Regions from separate parts of the Homo sapiens genome. Here all the other regions are linked to region 1. A link is an interaction called in ENCODE POLR2A ChIA-PET data of the cell type or tissue named here. Cell type or tissue: K562. All regions are shown on one strand. Each heading gives the region's core, and the rest is flanking DNA. Links, peaks and the distances in the headings are about the cores only.

Region 1 (5,000 bases), core at 1-5,000:
TCCAGTTTCTGAGCACAAAACTGCAACGCAGGGAGCCCACTCATGTGAAACCAACGACAGCCCATCAGGGTCAAAGCCTCACGACGGAGAAGCCTTCAGCAGCAACACTCTACCTGCCAATCACTGCTGCAACTGAGAAGGGAAAAGGGCACCGGTACCACCGGAAAATGCCACTGGCTCAATTCTAATTGGAAGCTCCAGCAGATAGGGTGCAATGCAAAAGCATCTTTTCATAACTTTTTTTGAAAGAAAGATGGGGTCTTACTATGTTGCCCAGGTTGGCCTTGAACTCCTGGGCCCAAGCGATCCTCCCACCTCAGCCTCCTGAGTAGCTGGGACCACTGACACACACCACAGCACCTGGTTTAACTTTCTATTTTAAGTTAAAGTACTTCACTTGGTAAATACGATGCCTGAATCCACTTACTAGGGCTCTGAGACAGCAAGCCCAAACACTGTTAAATAAGATACCGAGCCTAACTCAGGAGCATCATGCTGAGTTCAGCACTAGAAGAGGAAGCTGCACAGAGCAATTGAAGCAGAGGGTGGAGAAGTGCGGGGTCTGAGCCAGTGGTAACAACTGCTTCCAAGCTGCAATGTGGTAAGAGCTCTTGAGACCAGAAACCCTGGGCTGCTGTTTTCAGCAGTCTGGTGTTTAAACAGAATGAGCCCCTTAAGACCACTCTCCTTGGGCAAGGGACTCTACATCTTGGAGTCTCAGAAGAAGGAACTAGCACCTGCCTTCCAGGCTGGTTGGGAAGTTAAATGAAACACCACCTATCATCCATCCATGTTAACAGAATAACCACAATAATAAGAGATAACACTCCTACTGCACTTACAACGTGCCAGGCATCGTCTACACTTTCCACACATAAACTCAGTCCTCACAATCATCACTACGTGCCAGGTGAATGGCAACCACCAGGGTTGTTGCCTTACAAGACACGTGACGACACAACTGAAAACCTAACACTAGAAAGTTGTAGGCAAAGGCTCCTGTTCACAAGCATCCAGAGATGTCAGAAACATGTGGGGTGACCATAGGAGGAAGCACGGAAAAACGCAGGCAAGCAGCCTCCCTGCCTGTCTGACGCTGTGGACTTCCCCAGGCTGGTTCTGCACTCACTCCTGAGTCTTTCAGAACTTTGGACATACTTGCTTCCACCCGCTTCCTCCATTTAACCTTAAGACTCAGATGGCATATTCTATTAGGTCTACCTGACTGCTCAGTAGACATCCACGGAATGAATGACCCGATGGAAAAAAATCACTAAAGGGAGCATAGCGCAGTGCCAGGACTGCCAGGTGGGCCTCGGTTTCCTCACCTGCATAATGAGGGTGACATGAGAATCTGCCTCGTAGGGCTGGCTGGAATATTAAAAAGTCATCAGTCAAAACTAGCTCCTGGCCAAGTACAGTGGCTCATGCCTGTAATCCCCAGCACTTTGGGAGGCTGAGGCAGGCAGATCATGAGGCCAGGCGTTCAAGACCAGCCTGGCCAACATGGTGAAACCCTGTCTCTACTAAAAATACAAAAAATTAGCTAGGCATGGTGGTACGCACCTGTAGTCCCAGCTACTTGGGAGGCTGAGGCAAGAGAATTCCCTGAGTCTAGGAGACGGAGGTTGCAGGGAGTCGAGATCGTGCCACTGTACTCCAGCCTAGGTGGCAGAGCGAGACTCTGTCTCAAACAAACAAACAAAAAAAAACTAGCTTCTGTTATTCCTACAGCTGCCATGCAGAGCCCGCCACCCCACCATCTCCCTCAGCAGACTGGTGTCTTAGGCACCAGAACCTAATGCTGTGTGCATCAGGCTGAACTTGGTGCCACCTGCAGTCACAGAGTCACTGGCTGGATGGATCACTGGGCTACCCAGACTGAAATCCCCATTCAGTTGTTAACAGGCTCTCAAGGCTTTGCAGACACCACTATCTAGGATTTAGACTGACCTGAAATAGCTGTGTGTCAATGATAAACTGTCCAATCAGAACACCTACATGGGACAGCTCTGGGGCAGACCCCCTCAGCTCCAGAGGTGGTAAATCATTCCGTGTCACTCTGCCTTTATCTCCTTCCACCATCCCTTCCTTTCCACACCCACAGCTGCACAGTGGCCAGGACCCTCATAAGCTCACAAGCTGATGCTTGTGGAGGCCTCTCTCCCATCTCTTTCACCTCCCAGGCCTCCTGCATGCACAGCCAGAGGGCTCTTCCTAAAATACCACCGCTCTGCCAGCCTCCTCGAATTTCTACCTGCCCTGTCAAAAATTTCACTGGCTCCACACTGTCCCAGATCTAATGCAAACTCCTTAGCTTAGCAACTCAGGCACTCCACAACTCACTCCTGAGACTGAGGCACCCCATGGGCTCGCATCTACTGCTTGTGTGACCACACCCCCTGACCTCTGCTTTTGTGCCAGTCCCCTTGACCATACCCCACCCTGTCCTCTCTGCCTGAGCACACTCTTCCCAGGCTTCATGCCCAGCCCCCAAGCCGACTGCAGGCTGGAGTGGTCTGCAGGGCTGCGTGGAGGAGGGGGAAATGCAAGCCAGGCCTGCAGGGATGGGCAGACCACAGCACCCATGGGTCCCTGGCTAAGTCTTTTCTAGTACTACTTCATTCCTGCTGCACTTGGCTTTTTGGACGCATCTTGCCTCCCCCTCCCAGATTAGAGGACAGGGATGATGGCTTCTATTTGTGTCCCTTATTCTGTGGTATGCAGAATAAGACATGCAACAACCACAGCTACTGTGTGCCAAGCACTGGAGTAAGTACATTACAAATTTCACCCCTACTCCCCATCTCTATAAAATGTTATCCTCATGCGACGGAACAGGAAAACTGAGACCAAGGGAATTAGCCGCCTCACTGACAGTCACATGCTGAGTGGCAGACAGGACTCAAATCCAGATGTGCCCAACTGCAGAGACCATGTTCTGTGGAGCAGGCAGCCGCCTCTCAGCTCTCACTCAGTGTTTATGTAGCTGGCGCTAAGTGCCAGGCGGCCAGTGCAAGGTGTGGGGTACTCAGAGGGAACCAAACAGACAAGGTCCCTGCTCTCACAGAGCTCATATGCTCTGTCCCCAGCCCTGTCTCTCTTCTTCCAAGCCTGGAAGAGGGCAGGAACCCTCCAGTCACAGGGGGTTCCACTGGCACAAACAAGGAATTCGGGCCTGACATATAGCATGAGGCTCTGGCAACACATGGTGCCCAGCTCACAGTGAGCTTGTCTTTAATGGAGAAAAGAGCCCCAGGCTCTATTAGGTAAGTTGTGCGTTCAAGGCACAACCCAGAGCCAGACAAACTCCAAAGCAGCCATCGGCAGGCAGTACGGAGTGGAGAAAAACGGTTTGCTCTGGAGTCAGAAAACCCAATTCCTCCACTTAGTAGCTAGACAGGGACTAACCATACACCCCTTTGCACACTTTTGGAAAATGGTGATAATAACAATAGTTAATGTTTACATCACTATGTGCCAGATGCTACTGGATGCACTTGACAGATATTACTTAACCCTCATTACGACCTTATGCAGAGGTACTGTTATCCTAAAGCAGTCTGGCTCCTAACTCTATTTTCTTGTACTATGCTGCCTCCAGCCTAAAGTTGAACCTACCTTGTCAGGCTGTGGTGAGGACCGTTCTAACAGAGTGCATAGCATGTGGCTGGTGCTCCATAACCATTAAACCTCCCTTTCCTTCCACTGAAACATGAATCTGTGAAAGCCTAGGTCTGGAAATAGCATATGGCTCTAGCTGGTCCCAATATGGGTGATCTTGCAGTTGCATCCCCTGGAATTCCACACCGCACCCTCACTGGTGGATCTGCTGCAAGGGGAAATGGGACAAGATCCTGTATTTACGGGGCCCTCTGCTCACTGTGTTCTGGAAAACACAGTGAGTGGGGTCCAGCACATGACTTGGGCTGACAGGGATCCGAATCCCAGGCCTGCTGTTCACACCGGTCACTCAAGCTCTCAAGCTTCAGGTTCCTTGTGAGTAAAATGGGGGCTGGGCTATAACCTAAGTCATGTTTCTGGGTCACAGCAGATCCTCGGGTACCCGGGTTGGACAGGCTGGACAAAGCTACCCAGGCTGGACTTCCAAGGTACTGTAAGGTTTCATTTCGGGGCCCCAGAAAGCCTTGGCTGTGCAGAGGAGCGGACTGCGTGCACGTGCAATCCAATTCCACCCAATGGCAGACACAAGAGAAGACACACCCCAAAAGGCCTGGGAGTGGAGCCTGGCACAAGCCCCCAGCTTTCTCTTCAGTTTCCTGCCATAGCTCATGCAGATGTGCCTGCAGGTACACTGAACAAGGCTCTTTCCCCCTTAAGCTTTAGGTAACGATGACATCCCCACCCCTCAACAATGTGAGCCATGAGGGCAGAGATCCTTGTCTTGCATCCTCAGCACATAAGCACCACAGAGTAGGCACTTAATACACAAAAAGCTGAATTAACATTATCCTGTAGCTGCAGGTACCCCACAACATGCCTCAGTATTTGCCTAACAATAAGCATTTCCCAGCCTGGAGGGAGGGCAGGCTTCTAACGGGCGAGGCACCTGCCCTGCCACCATTTCCCTGTGGTCAGTCATGTCCTGTTCCCCACCTCATGGAATGTAAAAGTATAGGATGTCTGAGTTATAAATAGGAGCATCTGCTTTCAAAGACACGGCTTATCATTTCCTTAATCTCAAGCCACTGATCACTGCCTACTTTTTATAAGCATGCCACCAAAAAGAGGCCAGGTGGGCTTAAATGAACAGGGCTGTATAGACAGACAAGAGGGATGTGAGTTGAACAATGTGTCTTATCCACATCAAGAGACATTAATGTCAACTATGTTGTTTCACCTTGTAACAATACCAAGTTCCCATCAGCTCCTGCCAGGCAAAACCATCTGTGAGCTGGAGCAGCAATTCCTGAGGGGGCCTCCCTAGTCCCCGTTCCTGCTAAAGCCTCACCATCATCATAACTAAGAATAATTCCCAA
Region 2 (6,740 bases), core at 1-5,000, 55 kb after region 1:
AAAATAAATAAATAAATAAGATGGGCTGGCTAGCTCTCTCTGTTTCACCACGAGGACCTTAGCCAGGCTGTCCTAAGGGTATGGCGGTGTGGCTAAGGCCAGCCAGTTCAACAGTCTTTAACCAAGCATGTGCTATGCACCAGTCACTGTAGACAAGGCCAGCACACAAAGATGAGTAGCCAAGGTCCTTGCCCTTGGGGAGTTCATGGTCCAGTTGGGGAAGACAAGCAAACCAATTAGTAACAACAGTTCAGAGCAGTAGCTGCTGCATTCACTTGGCCAGGTGCAGCGGCTCTTGCCTGTAATCCCAGCACTTTGGGAGGCTGATGCGGGCAGATTGCTTGAGCCCAGGAGTTTGAGACCAGCCTGGGCAACATGGCAAGACCCTGTCTCAAAAAAAAAAAATACAGAAATTAGTTGGGCATGGTGGCACACGCCTGTAGTCCCAGCTACTTGGGAGGCTGAGGAGGATCGCTTGAGCCCGGGAGGTCAAGGCTGAGGTGAGCTGAGATTGCACCACTGCACTCCAGCCAGGGCGACCAGAATGAGAACCTGTCTCAAAAAAATAAAAAACAAAAAAACCCCAGAGCAGCAGCAGAGGTGTACTGCCACGCCAGGTGAACTGGGGGCACAAGACAGGGGAGGCCAAGGGAGGGTTCCTGGACTCTTGGAGGCAGTGTTTCCTGAGCTAATTGTGAGGCGAGAGAAGTAACCACACAACAGAGGCTGGGAACAGTTACCTAGGCAGAGGGAAGAGACTAAGCCAGGCCTCACCAGCAAGGCAGGAAGTGGAAGGAGGAGCACCAAGTGCTGGGTGAGGCTGGGGGTCAAGTGGGAGTGAAGTGGGAGGGGCAGGAAGCGTAGCTGGAGGAGAAGGAAGTGTCCAGCGGAGGAGAGTCTTGCATCCCACGATACAGAGCTAGCGTTTCATCTTGGACGTGATGGGCAGTCACTGAAAGGTTTTGAGCAGAAAAGGGACTCCATTAGGTTTGGGTTTTAGGATGTTCATTCAGTCAACCCTGGGGAGGGTGGATTTGAAGACTGGAAGCAGAGAGGCCAGTGAAGAGGGACGCTGCCATCACTTGTGCAGCCAAGTGTGATGAGGGTCTGGAAGTGGCCTTGGAGATGGAGAGGATGGGATAGATCCAGGGAATAACAAGGCTTATCAGCCAGGAGCCAAGTACAGGGAAGGGTATTTCCTGGCTGGAGGACTTTGAAGGCTGGGGCAGGGATTCCTCTGCATTCTTGGTCATAGCTTCTGAGACCTGGCTGGCAGGATCTAATTTAGCCTCCTCCGATCCCTTGTAGAGTCTAGCTGGAACACTAACTGCCAAACTGGATTTGATATTAGAAGAGGTATCACTAAAAGAGGTCTATAAACCCACACCCAGTGTGTGGCGAGGATCCCGCGACAGGATGAAGTGCAGATTTCTTGTGGAGTCTGCATTCTGGCTGCTTCTCTCCATCTGCTCTTGCCCTCACCTGGATCTCAGCCAACATCTTTTCTTGCCTAGACTACTGCAGTAGCTTCCTAACTGGGTGGCTCTTTTCTTTTAATTTCTCTTTCTTTTTTTATTTTATTTTATCTTACAGAGACAAGGTCTTACTATGTTGCCCAGGCTGGTATTGAACTCCTGGGCTCAAATGATCCTCCTTCTTTGGCCGAAGTAATCCTCCCTTCTTGGCCTCCCAAAGTGCTAGGATTACAGGTGTGAGCCATTGTGCCTGCCCTTTTCCTTTCCTTTCTTTTTTTTTTTTTTTTTTGAGACAGGGTCTTACTCTGGCACCCAGGCTGGAGTACAGTGGTGCAATCATGGCTCACTGCAGCCTTGAGCTCCTAGACTCAAGCGATTCTCCCACTTCAACCTCTTGAGTAGTTGGGACTACAAGTGCATGCCACCACCATGCCTGGCTAATATTTTAATTATTATTTTTTTTTTTAGAAACAAGGTGTCACTGTGTTGCCTAGGCTGTTCTCAAACTCTCAGCCTCAAACGATCCTCCCACCTTGGTCTCCTGAGTAGCTGGGATTACAGGTGTGAGCCACCATGCCTGGCTGGTTGATTCTTTTCTACCCCTTACTTACTACTCTGGACCCCTACATTCGGGCCTAACAAGGCAGCCATTGTGACCCTTTAAAAATACAAATTAGATAATGTCACTCTGCTACTTAAAACCCCTGCAAGGTCTTCTATTATTGTTTAAATCCACCCTCATTTCCATGGCCTAGCAGCCTGTGTGTCTGCCCCCTGACCACCCCTCCAAGCTCCCCTCCTGCCCCACTGACTTGCTCCCTTGTCCCATCCACTGGCCTTCTACTGTTGCACAAATATACCAAACTATTTCCCACACAGAGCTACCTATTCACTCAGCAAGTGCTTATGAAACACCTACTATGTGCCACACACCGTACTTGGTGCTGAAGAGACAGGAATGAAAGGCATGCAAATCCCTGCCACTGGGAAACTTACATGCTAATGAAGAAAGACAGACCGTAAACATGACAAGTAAACAAATATAGTATGTCAGGCCAGATGTGGTGGCTTACGCCTGTAATCCCAGCACTTTGGGAGGCCAAGGCTTGAGAATCACTTGAGTCCAGGAGTTCAAGACCAGCCTGGGCAACATAGTGAGACCCCATCTTTACAAAAAAAAAATGAACAAAATTAGCCAGGCCTGTGGGGTGCACACCTGTAGTCCAAGCTACACAGGAGGCTGAGATGGGAGAATCACTTGAGCCCAGGAGATCAAAGCTGTAGTGAGCCATGATTGTGCCACTGCACTCCAGCCTGGGCAACAAGAATGAAACTCTATCGCAAAAAAAAGAAAAAAAAGTAGCAAAATTTCTTTGCTGTAATATAAGCTCCACTGAGGTTAGGAGCCCTGTGTTTTTGACCCATTATAAACCCAGACTTAGAAGACAGTTCAGCCAATTGTCCAGCAATTGTCCAGTACATGCTCAATAAATCACTGGCTGAATGAAAGAAGCAGGGACATTCTATAATTATGATTCCTTAAACCTTACGGAGTATGGAGAACTGTGTTTTGATGTGGGAGGAATAGCCCCAGGAAACTTGTGGCCATTGGGCTAGAGGTAGGAGAGGTAGAGAAGAACCTAACAAGATTTCAGAGAGAGAGAGGAGGAAACCTAAAAGAATGCCACATCTAAAGACTTGGGGTATGGCTAGGTGCGCTGACTTATGCCTATAATCCTGGCACTTTGGGCCGTGGTAGGTGGATCGCTTGAGCCTAGGACTTCAAACATCAGACCGGGCAACATGGGGAAACCCCATCTCTACAAAAACAAAAACAAAAATTAGCCAAGCATGGTAGCTCACACCTGTGGTCACAACTACTGGGGAGGCTGAGATGGGAGGATCACTTGAGCCTGGGAGGTGGAGGATGCAGTTGAGCTGTGATTGCACCACTGCACTCCAGCCTGGGTAACACAGTGAGATCCTGTCTCAAAAAAAAAAAAAAAAAAAAAAAAAGACTTGGGGTGTATTAATTATACATCAATAAAATTGTTTTTTAAAAAATATGTGAATTAGAATGGCCTTGAACTTCTAAATAATAACATTAGAAACTAGAAGGCAAAAAACAACAACAAATGGTATCTTCAAAATACTCAAAAGTCAGCTCTAGTTGACTTAATTAGAAAGGGAATTTATTAAGAGTGAAAAATATCATTAACATAGAATTTTATTCCCAGCCAAGCTATCAATTGGATGTGAGGCAGAAGGAACATAATTTCTTTTTTTCTTTCTTTCTTTTTATTTTTTGAGACAGTCTCACTCTATCGCCTAGGCTGGAGTGCAGTGGTGCGATCTCGGCTCACAGCAACCTCCGCCTCCTGGGTTCAAGCGATTCTCTTGCCTCAGCCTCCCGAATTGCTGGTATTACAGGCACGCACCACCACTCTCAGCTAATTTTATATATAATATGTGTGTGTATATATATATATATATATTTTTTTTTTTTTTTGAGACGGAGTCTTGCTCTTGTTGCCCAGGCTGGAGTGCAGTGGCGTGATCTCTGCTCACTGCAACCTCTGCCTCCTGGGTTCAAGATATTCTCCTGCCTCAGCCTCCCGAGTAGCTGAGATTACAGGTGTGTACCATCACGCTCGGCTAATTTTGTATTTTTAGTAGAGATGGGGTTTCTCCATGTTGGTCAGGCTGGTCTCGAACTTCCGAACTCAGGTGATCCGCCCCTCCCCACCCCGGCCTTGGCCTCCCAAAGTGCTGGAATTACAGGCGTGAGCCACCGCACCCAGCGGGACAAGGTCTTGCTCTGTCACCCAGACAGGAGTGCAGTGGTGAGATCTCAGCTCACTGCAACCTCCGCCTCCTGGGCTCAAGCCATTCTCCCACCTCGACCTCCCAAGTAGCTGGGGCTATAGGTGCACACCACCATATCTGGCTAGTTTTTGTATTTTTTGTAGAGACAGTGTTTTGCCATGTTACCCAGGCTGGTCTCGAACTTCTGACTTCAGGTGATCCGCCCACCTTGGCCTCCCAAAGCTCTGGGATTACAGGCATGAGCCACTGCGCCCGGCCAGTAGCTCATTTATTTTTATCACTGAATTAATATTCCATTGTGTGGATGTGCCAGTTTGTTCATCTCTTTACCTGTCAAAGGACATCTTGGTTGCTTCCGAGTTTTGGCGATTATGAATAAAGCTGCTATTCATGTGCAGGTTTTTGTGTGGACATGTTTTCACCATATTTGAGTAAATACCTAGCAGTGTGATTGCTGTATCATATGGTAAGACTATGTTTAGCTTTGTAAGAAACTGCCAAGTTGTCCTCCAAATTGTCTGTACCATTTGTATACCCAACAGCAATGAATGAAAATTTTTGAGGTCAGGTGCAATGGCTCATGCCTGTCATCCCAGCACTTTGGGAGGCCAAGGCGGGTGGATCATGAGGTCAGGAGTTCGAGACCAGCCTGACCAACATGGTGAAACCCCATCTCTACTAAAAATACAAAAATTAGTCAGGCATGGTGGTGCACGCCTGTAATCCCAGCTACTCAGGAGGCTGAGGCAGGAGAATCGCTTGAACCCAGGAAGCAGAGGTTGCAGTGAGCCCAGATGGTGCCACTGCATTCCAGCCTGGGCGACAGAGCGAGACTCCATCTCAAAAAAAAAGTTTTTGTTGCTCTGCGTCCTCACTTGCATTATCAGTGCTTCGGATTTTAGCTGTTTTCACAGATATGTAGTGATATCTCATTGTTGTTTTGATTTGCAATTCCCTGATGACATACAATGATGAACATCTTTTCATTTGCTTATTTGCTATTGTCTTTCTTCTTCTCCCTTTTTTTAAAAATTTTTTTTATTTGAGACAAGGTTTCACTCCCATCACCTAGGCTGGAGTGCAGTTGTGGGATCTCAGCGCACTGCAACCTCCACCTCCCGGACTCAAGCAATTCTCCAGCCTCAGCCTCCTGAGTAGCTGGGACTGTAGGCGCACGTCACTATGCCTGGCTAATTTTTGTATTTCTATTGAAGTTTTAGTAAAGATAGGTTTTCGCTGTGTTGCCCAAGCTGGTCTCGAACTCCTGAGCTCAAGCGACCCTCCTGCCTCGGCCTCCCAAAGTGGTGGGATTACAGATGTGAGCCACCTTGCCTGGCCTCTTCTTTTTTCTTTTCTTTTCTTTTTTTTTTTTTTTTGAGACAGAGTCTTGCTCTGTTGCCCAGGCCAGAGTACAGTGGCATGATCACAGCCCACTGCAGCGTCAACTTCCTGGGCTCAGCAAGTGATCCTCCCACCTCAGCCTCCTGAGTAGCTGGGACTACTGGCATGCACCATCACGCCTGACTAATTTTTTGTATTTTGTAGAGATGAGGTTTCACCATGTTGCCCAGGCTGGTCTGAAACTCCTGGGCTCAAGTGATCTACATGCCTCGGCCTCCCAAAGTGCTGAGAGCCACCATACCCAGCCATCCATCTGTATATCTTCTTTGGTGAGGTGTCTCTTCAGATTTTTTGCCCACTTTTTGCTTTGGTTGTTTATTTTCTTATTCAGTTTCAAGAGTTCTTTGTATACGGCCAGGTGCAGTGGTTCACGCCTGTAATCCCAGCACTTTGGGAGACTGAGGCAGGAGGATCATTTGAGGCCAGGAGTTCAAGGCCAGCCTGGGCCACATAGCGAAACCCTATCTCTAGACTCCATCTCTACCAAAAAAAAAAAAAAAAAATCAAAAAATAAGCTGGGCATATGGGATTATGTGCCTGTGGTCCCAGCTACTCTGGAGACTGAGGCGGGAGGATAGCTTCAGCCCAGGAGGTCCAGGATATAGTGAGCCAAGACCATGCCACTGCACTCCAGCCTAGGCAATAGAGTAAGACCCTGTCTCTGAAAAATAAAGAAAAAAAGTTCTGGCCAGGTGCAGTGGCTCACGCCTGTAATCCCAACACTTTGGGAGGACAAGGTGGGTGGATCACCTGAGGTCAGGAGTTCGAGACCATCCTGGCCAACATGGTGAAACCCCATCTCTACTAAAAATACAAGAATTAGCTGGGTGTGGTGAGCCACACCTGTAGTCCTAGGTACTCAGGAGGCTGAGGCAGGAGAATTGATTGAACCTGGGAGATGGGGGTTGAGATGAGCCGAGATTGCACCATTGCATTCCAGCCTGGGCAGCAAGAGCAAAACTCTGTCTCAAACAACAACAAAAACAAAAAATTCTTCTTTCTCCATTGAATTTTCTTTGTTCCTCTTTCAAAGATCAG
Region 3 (7,002 bases), core at 317-5,316, 79 kb after region 1:
ATGAAAATTGTTTTGACCTCATAGACCCACTGAAAGAGAAACATTGTACTCAAGTAAAGCATTAATGTGGCCCAGAATATAAAAGAGCATTAAAAAAGACAAAACTCAAAAGTGAATTTCACTTCTCTTGGTTTGTCCATATCTGAGTCTGAAAAGGAGCTATGAAATACATTGAAATTGTATCAAAGTTTGCTCAATCTTGATGGGCTTGATTTACCGCAATATAAAAGGTTATTCTTTACTATATAATTACACAGAGAACAAAGACTCCAGGTCTTAATAAATTCTTTTTTCCCCCTAAATAATCAATTTACTTCAGGAATTCTCACTTATGAAGAAGCTAATGTTCTTTACCATTTTTGTTACCTTCTATGCTTATTTTTAAGTGCTTCTTGTCACAATTACAGGCACCCAAGATCCTATCTTAATCAAATGTCCAAATCTCCTTGACAACTGTTTTGATTTTTGCCTTCCTAAATTGAATCCTTAAATAGAAAAAAATAAAATAAAACTTTCAAAATATGTTCTTCACCTAAAATGATCTTTGAGATTTCCCAAGTAACCCTGGAAAATCACAAAGATTTGTTCTTTCACTTTAGATGAAAAATGCAAGAAATAATTAGGTTTAATTAAAAAGTTGGACGGGAAGAGTTGTCAATTCAGAAGAGATGCTCAGGTTAAATTTGTGTAATTAAAATATTATTCACATAAATATTTTAAAATTGCATGCTTTATGGGAAGCCCCTGAGACAATGGCCTTGTCCCTTATATTTTTGTTTTGTTTTTTTGGGGGGTTTGGGGTGGTCCTGGCTGGAGTGCAGTGGCGCGATCTCGGCTCACAGCAGCCTCAACCTCCCAGGTTCAGGTGATTCTTCCACCTCAGCCTCCCAAGTAGCTGGAACTATAGGCGCACGCCACCATGCCCAGCTAATTTCTTTATTTTTAAAGTAGAGACAGGGTTTTCACCATGTTGCCTAGGCTGGTCTCAAACTCCTGGACTCAAGGAATCCACTGCCTCAGCCTCCCAAAGTGCTGGGATTACAGGCGTGAACTCCTGCTCCCGGCTGTCCCTTGTATGTTTTTATCCTTAAGGAGAACGCTCCCATGAGCTAGTTCTCTTATGAACTAGAACTCCTGAAACAGATCTGTCGAGTTTTCCGACTTTTATCAAAGTCCTGGTCATGCTTTGCCTGATGATATTGGCAACAACAGTACAGTGTTATCAGCTATGAGTTCAGTTTTCTTTCTTCCTTCCTTTCCTTTCCCTTCCCTTCCCTTCTCTTCCCTTCCCTTCCCTTCCCTTCCCTTCTCTTCCCTTCCCTTCACTTCCCTTCCCTTCCCCTTCCCCTTCCCCTTCAATTCCCTTTCCCCTTTGCCTTCCCTTCCCCTTCCCCTTCTGTTCCCCTTCCCTTCCTCTTCCCCTTCCCTACCTCTTCCCATTCCCTTCCCCTTCCCCTTCCCCTTTCACTTTCCTTTCCTTTCCTTTCTTTTTTTTATTTTGTTGAGACAGGGTATCTGTCACCCAGGCTGGAGTGCAGTGATGCAATCATGGCTCACTGCAGGCTCAACCTCCCCGGGCTCAGATGATCCTCCCACCTCAGCCTTCCTTAGTAGCTGGGACCACAAGCAGGCACCACCATGCCTGGCAATTTTGTATTTTTCTAGAGATGGGATTTCTACATATTGCCCAGGCTAGTCTTGAACTCCTGGGCTCAAGAGATCTGCCTGTCTTGGCCTCCCAAAGAGCTGGGATTATAGGCGTGAGCTACCACACCCGGCCAAGTTCAGTTATTTAAAATGTTTACTTGCCACAACCTTCCTTCTTTAATTTGAATCTATCATGGTCAAAGCCAGTGTGTCTTGGTTAGGATGCACATCAGACTCGTCATGGAACAGAGAGCTGTAAACATTTGTAAGGTGTCTAGGCTCTACTCTACTGTTACTGAATCTTTCTTCTTTTTTTTAAACAGTTTTGCTTTGTTGCCCAGGCTGGAGTGCAGTGGCGCAATCTCGGCTCACTGCAACCTCCACCTCCTGGGTTTGAGCAATTCTGCTGCCTCAGCCTCTGAGTAGCTGGGATTACAGGTGCATGCCATCACGCCCAGCTGATTTTTGGTATTTTAGTAGAGACGGAGTTTCACCATGTCAGCCAGGCTGGTCTCAAACTCCTGAGCTCAGGTAATCCATCTGTCTCAGCCTCCCAAAGTGCTAGGATTATAGGCATGAAGCCGCCACTCCTGGCCTGAATCTCTTTAGTTGATATTCTTGGTACCAAACTCCTGGGCTCATAAAAACAAAAATTATGTCCAGGAGCAGTGGCTCATGTCTGTAATCCCAACATTTTGGGAGGTTGAGGTGAGAGGATTGCTTGAGCCCAGGAGTTTGAGACCAGCTTGGGCAATATAGTGGGATCCCATCTCTATAAAAAATAAAAATAAAATTAGCTAGGCATGGTGGTGCATGCCTGTAGTCCAAGCTACTTGGGAGACTGAGGCAGGAGGATCACTTGAGCTCAAGAAGTTGAGGCGGTGGTGAGCCATGATCATGCCACTGCGCTCCAGCCTGGGCGACGGAGTCAGAACCTGTCTCAAAAAAAAAAAAAATGTTTCTGTATTATCATATGTTCAATCTCAAGATTTTCTTTCCTCTGTACAAATTATGTTCATACATTTCTATGAATCAGATGTAATATTTACTGATTTCTGTGCAGATAGATGTAATCAATTATCTTTAGAGGTATTTTGTCAAAATTTTGGATGTGGTTTTATTATCTCTGTTTTGCATGCCACAGAAACAACCACATTTCCTTGTTTCCTGGCTCCTGTTATGAACCTTCATCAGATCTTTCTTATTTTATTTTATTTTATATTGTATTGTATTGTATTGTATTTTAAGATGGACTCTCGCTCTGTTGCCCAGGCTGGAGTGCAGTGGCACAATCTCGGCTCACTACAACCTCTGCTTCCTGGGTTCAAGCGATTCCCCTGCCTCAGCCTCCTGAGTAACTGTATTACAGGCGTGTGCCACCATGCCCAGCTAATTTTTTGTATTTTTAATAGAGACAGGGTGTCATCATGTTGGCCAGGCTGGTCTCGAACTCCTGACCTCAGGTGAGCTGCCCCCCTCGGCCTCCCAAAGTGCTGGGATTACAGGTGTGAGCCACCGAGCCCGGCCAGACCTTTCACATTTTAAGATGATCTATAATAAATTAACCAAAGCCATATTAACTCTCTGTCATCTGCAATGCCTCAGAGGTTTACTGCTATAAGCTACAGGCTGGATTTGGTGTTTCGAACCAAGGACAGTCTCAGAGCTGTATGGGAAAGGACTGTACCAGGTACTTCAAACTGAGCTGAGCTGACATTACTTAGAAAATTCTTAGACTATTATCAATGGAATGAGTCAGGATTTCCAGGGCTGTTGAGGGTTAGAAGCAAATAGTTTCATGTTTAACTCAGAAGACAGCAGAATAAGAATTAATTACATAGGACTGAGTGAACTGATGAGGGAAATTTTATTGTATTTTTCTAAACAAATATGTTTAGAAAACTGCTGGTGTTGTTTCAACGTTCTATTGTCCTTATTTATTAAAGAAGAAATGTCCTTTCTCTCTCTTCTTAATCCATCTGTAACCATAACAATTTTGTCATCTCTGCTTTTATAAACGGAAAGAAACCATTTAAAAATGATATCTGATTCTCCCTGGCCTTCTAGAATTCAGAAACTCTTATAAAGTCTTTTTACTTTTTGGCCAGCCGTGGTGGCTCATGCCTGTAATCCCAGCACTTTGGGAGGCCGAGGCGGGCAGATCATCTGAGGTCAGGAGTTCGAGACCAGCCTGACCAACATGGAGAAACCTCGTCTCTACTAAAAATACAAAACTAGCCGGGCTTGGTGGTGGGCACCTGTAATTCTAGCTACTCGGGAGGCTGAGGCAGGAGACTCTCTTGAACCCGGGAGGTGGAGGTTGCGGTGAGCCGAGATTGCGCGATTGCACTCCAGCCTGGGCAACAAGAGCGAAACTCCACCTAAAAAAAAAAAAAAAGTCTTTTTACTTTTCATGGTAATAGTTATTTGCACATGTTCAGCAGGACTATGTCCTCCTTCTTACCAGGACAAATGGATTAATTGTAGCCAAGGCCTCACTTGGAGCATCATATCTGAGAATGGTGCTCACTAAATCAGGTGTGACAGGGCATTTTAAGGGATAAAATTTGTGTTAATACTTACGGAACACACGCCTACAAAGGTCTCCATGAAAACTGGCTTGGGGCCAGGTGCGGTGGCTCACACCTGTAATCCCACCACTTTGGGAGGCCAAGGCAGGCAGATCACCTGAGGTCAGGAGTTTGAGAACAGTATGGCCAACATGGTGAAACCTCATTTCTACTAAAAATATAAAAATTAGCCAGCTGTGGTGGCGGTAATCTGTAGTCCCAGCTACTGGGCAGGCTGAGGCAGGAGAATAGCCTGAACCGGGGAGGCGAAAGTTGCAGGAGCTGAGGTCGCACCACTGCACTCCAGCCTGTATGATAGAACCAGACTCTGTCTTAAAAAAAAAAAAAAAAAAGGGCCGGGCGCGGTGGCTCACGCCTGTAATCCCAGCAGTTTGGAAGGCTGAGGCGGATGAATCACCTGAGGTCAGGAGTTCGAGACCAGCCTGACCAACATGGAGAAACACCATCTCTACTAAAAATACAAAAAAAAAAATTAGCCGGGCATGGTGGCGCATGCCTGTAATCTCAGCTACTCTGGAGGCCGAGGCAGGATAACTGCTTGAATCTGGGAGGCGGAGGTTGTGGTGAGCCAAGATCGTGCCATTGCACTCCAGCCCGGGCAACAACAGCGAAACTCAGTCTCAAAAAAAAAAAAAAAAAAAAAAAAAGAACAAACAAAAAAAACAAAAGTGACTTGGTACCTGATTTACAGATATTAAAGACAGTCACTTCCTGGAAGGCCAGGAACTTTATGATATTCAGAGAACAAAAAAAGAGAAGAATTCACTCAGATATACAGGTTTGACAGGTGAAAGAAATTTTGTGGGAAGCGTCTTGAGCTGGGTGTCTTAACTTTGAAATAACAAATAATAGAGCCTTTTACGATTCCAGCTGGGAAAAGAATAAAGATTCCAATTGGAGATTCCTTATGAAAACTTCTAGACAAAAGCTAATTTTGTAATTGTTTGAAACGACATGGCTGTAAATTTTGTGAAGCACATTTAGGAGGCCTATACGACAAATTAATATTTTTTTTTCTTTGAGACAATGTGTCATTCTGTCGCCCAGGCTGGAGTGCAGTGGCGCAATCATGGCTCACTGCAGCCTCAACCTCCTAGGCTCAGGTAATCCTCCCACCTTAGCCTCCTTAGTAGCTGAGACTACAGGTGTGTGCCACCATGCCCAGCTAATTTTTTGTATTTTTTGTAGAGAAGGGGTTTCACGATGTTGCCCAAGCTAGTCTGGACCTCCTGGGCTCAAGTGATCCATCCACCTCGGCCTCCCAAAAGTGCTGAGGTTACAGGCATGAGCCACCATGTCTAGCTGACAAATTAACTCTCTTGCTGTACCTACATAAACAATCAGACCACATCTAATGAGAACAGTCAATTTTTAAATCAAGAGTCATTTTTCTTTAAGATTATAATGATCCTAAGGGGTTGGGGAGATCATAGGGACAAATTAGAAAAACCTCGACATTCAGTGGGTGTCCTGACTAGCTCAACCCATAGGATTATTTTTGGCCCTTCATTGTCTTTGAGCTACTTTATAGCTCTGTATCTTGTAGAAAGCTGTCAGTAAAACAAATTGTTCTTTTTTTTTTTTTTTTTTTTTTTTGAGATGGGAGTTTCACTCTTGTTGCCCAGGCTGGAGTGTAATGGTGCGATCTTGGCTCACCGCAACCTCCACCACCCGGGTTCAAGCGATTCTGCTGCCTCAACCTCCCGAGTAGCTGGGATTACAGGCATGCACCACCACACCCAGCTAATTTTTGTGTTTTTAGTAGAGACAGGGTTTCATCATGTTGGTCAGGCTAGTCTCGAACTCCTGACCTCAAGTGATCTGCTGCCTCGGCCTCCCATAGTGCTGGGATTACAGGCATGAGTCACTGTGCCCGGCCTGGTTCTTGTCCATAGAAATGCAACTTGTGTCCGGTAGAATGAAATTAATTATTGCCTTGTGGATATCAACCAACTTTGCCAGTTTCGTACCTAATCTGTAAGTTCACTTCCCTGTTCCTTACGCGACTATAACTGTGAGATATTTTGAACTAGTCGTAACATCTTATCAATTCCCTCATTACTTAATGTGTTCCACAAAATCTTTGATATGGGTTCATTTAATATCTGTATGAAAGTCATAATTTTATTGTTTTTGAAAATTACCCCTGGACTTAATATATATAAGGTGCTTAGAATAGGGTCTGGCACCAAGTATGGACTCAGTAAATGTTAGCTTTTGTAAGTAACGGATTAATAACATCCCTTGTTTTATAGATGAACAGAATGAAGTGCAGAGGAGACAAGCACATTTGCTTAAATGGCACTGCTTGCTGGAGATGGAGCAGGAGCTAGAAGCCAAGTCTCTGCTATCAAGCCCCTGCTTTCTTGCTGCCACCCCCGCCCCACCCCTCTCCTACCCACAGTCCTCTCTGGCTGTGCTTTGCTGACCCTACACATTCTTTGGGTTTCATTCTGGATCCTTCTAGGCTAGGTTAGCAGCCCCAACCCCAACCTTTGTGTCTTCCCCTGTGAAGCTGGTATTGTAAATATATTGCAACTATCAATTTCTTCATCTAGGCCAGGTGAACTACTGGCTCATGCCTGTAATCCCAGCACTTTGGGAGGCCGAGGTAGGAGGATGGTTTGAGGCCAGGAGTTTGAGACCAGTCTGGGCAGGATAGTGAGACCCCACCTCTAAAAAATAAAAAAAGAAAATCATCTTCATCTAAGCCATGAGCCACACACAACCAAGGACCGAAACTGTCTTGATTGCCACCCAGCCT

What was found. ChIA-PET counts read pairs that join two places held together with the same protein. Peaks named below come from ENCODE experiments on the same cell type or tissue, not always from the same donor. Only the 100,000 strongest peaks of a DNase experiment are listed, where the experiment ranks them.
Region 2: POLR2A ChIA-PET joins it to region 1 with 6 read pairs; 8 of 35 experiments call an interaction of 5 or more read pairs at or near these places.
Region 3: POLR2A ChIA-PET joins it to region 1 with 9 read pairs; 7 of 35 experiments call an interaction of 5 or more read pairs at or near these places.

What each region holds. Positions count from the first base shown.
Region 1 is chr1:19,477,519-19,482,518 of GRCh38, forward strand. The region is part of intron 1 of CAPZB (capping actin protein of muscle Z-line subunit beta); the gene reads right to left. Among named protein-coding and RNA genes, the nearest start is that of CAPZB, 5.5 kb to the right of the region's middle. RefSeq lists enhancers at 168-267, 4,047-4,732. In K562, for the core only: no CTCF peak of the experiment used is centred there; a DNase peak (open chromatin) is centred at 2,043.
Region 2 is chr1:19,533,015-19,539,754 of GRCh38, forward strand. No RefSeq gene overlaps it. Among named protein-coding and RNA genes, the nearest start is that of CAPZB, 51 kb to the left of the region's middle. In K562, for the core only: no CTCF peak of the experiment used is centred there; no DNase peak of the experiment used is centred there.
Region 3 is chr1:19,556,414-19,563,415 of GRCh38, forward strand. No RefSeq gene overlaps it. Among named protein-coding and RNA genes, the nearest start is that of MICOS10-DT, 37 kb to the right of the region's middle. In K562, for the core only: no CTCF peak of the experiment used is centred there; no DNase peak of the experiment used is centred there; H3K27me3 peaks cover 1,956 bases.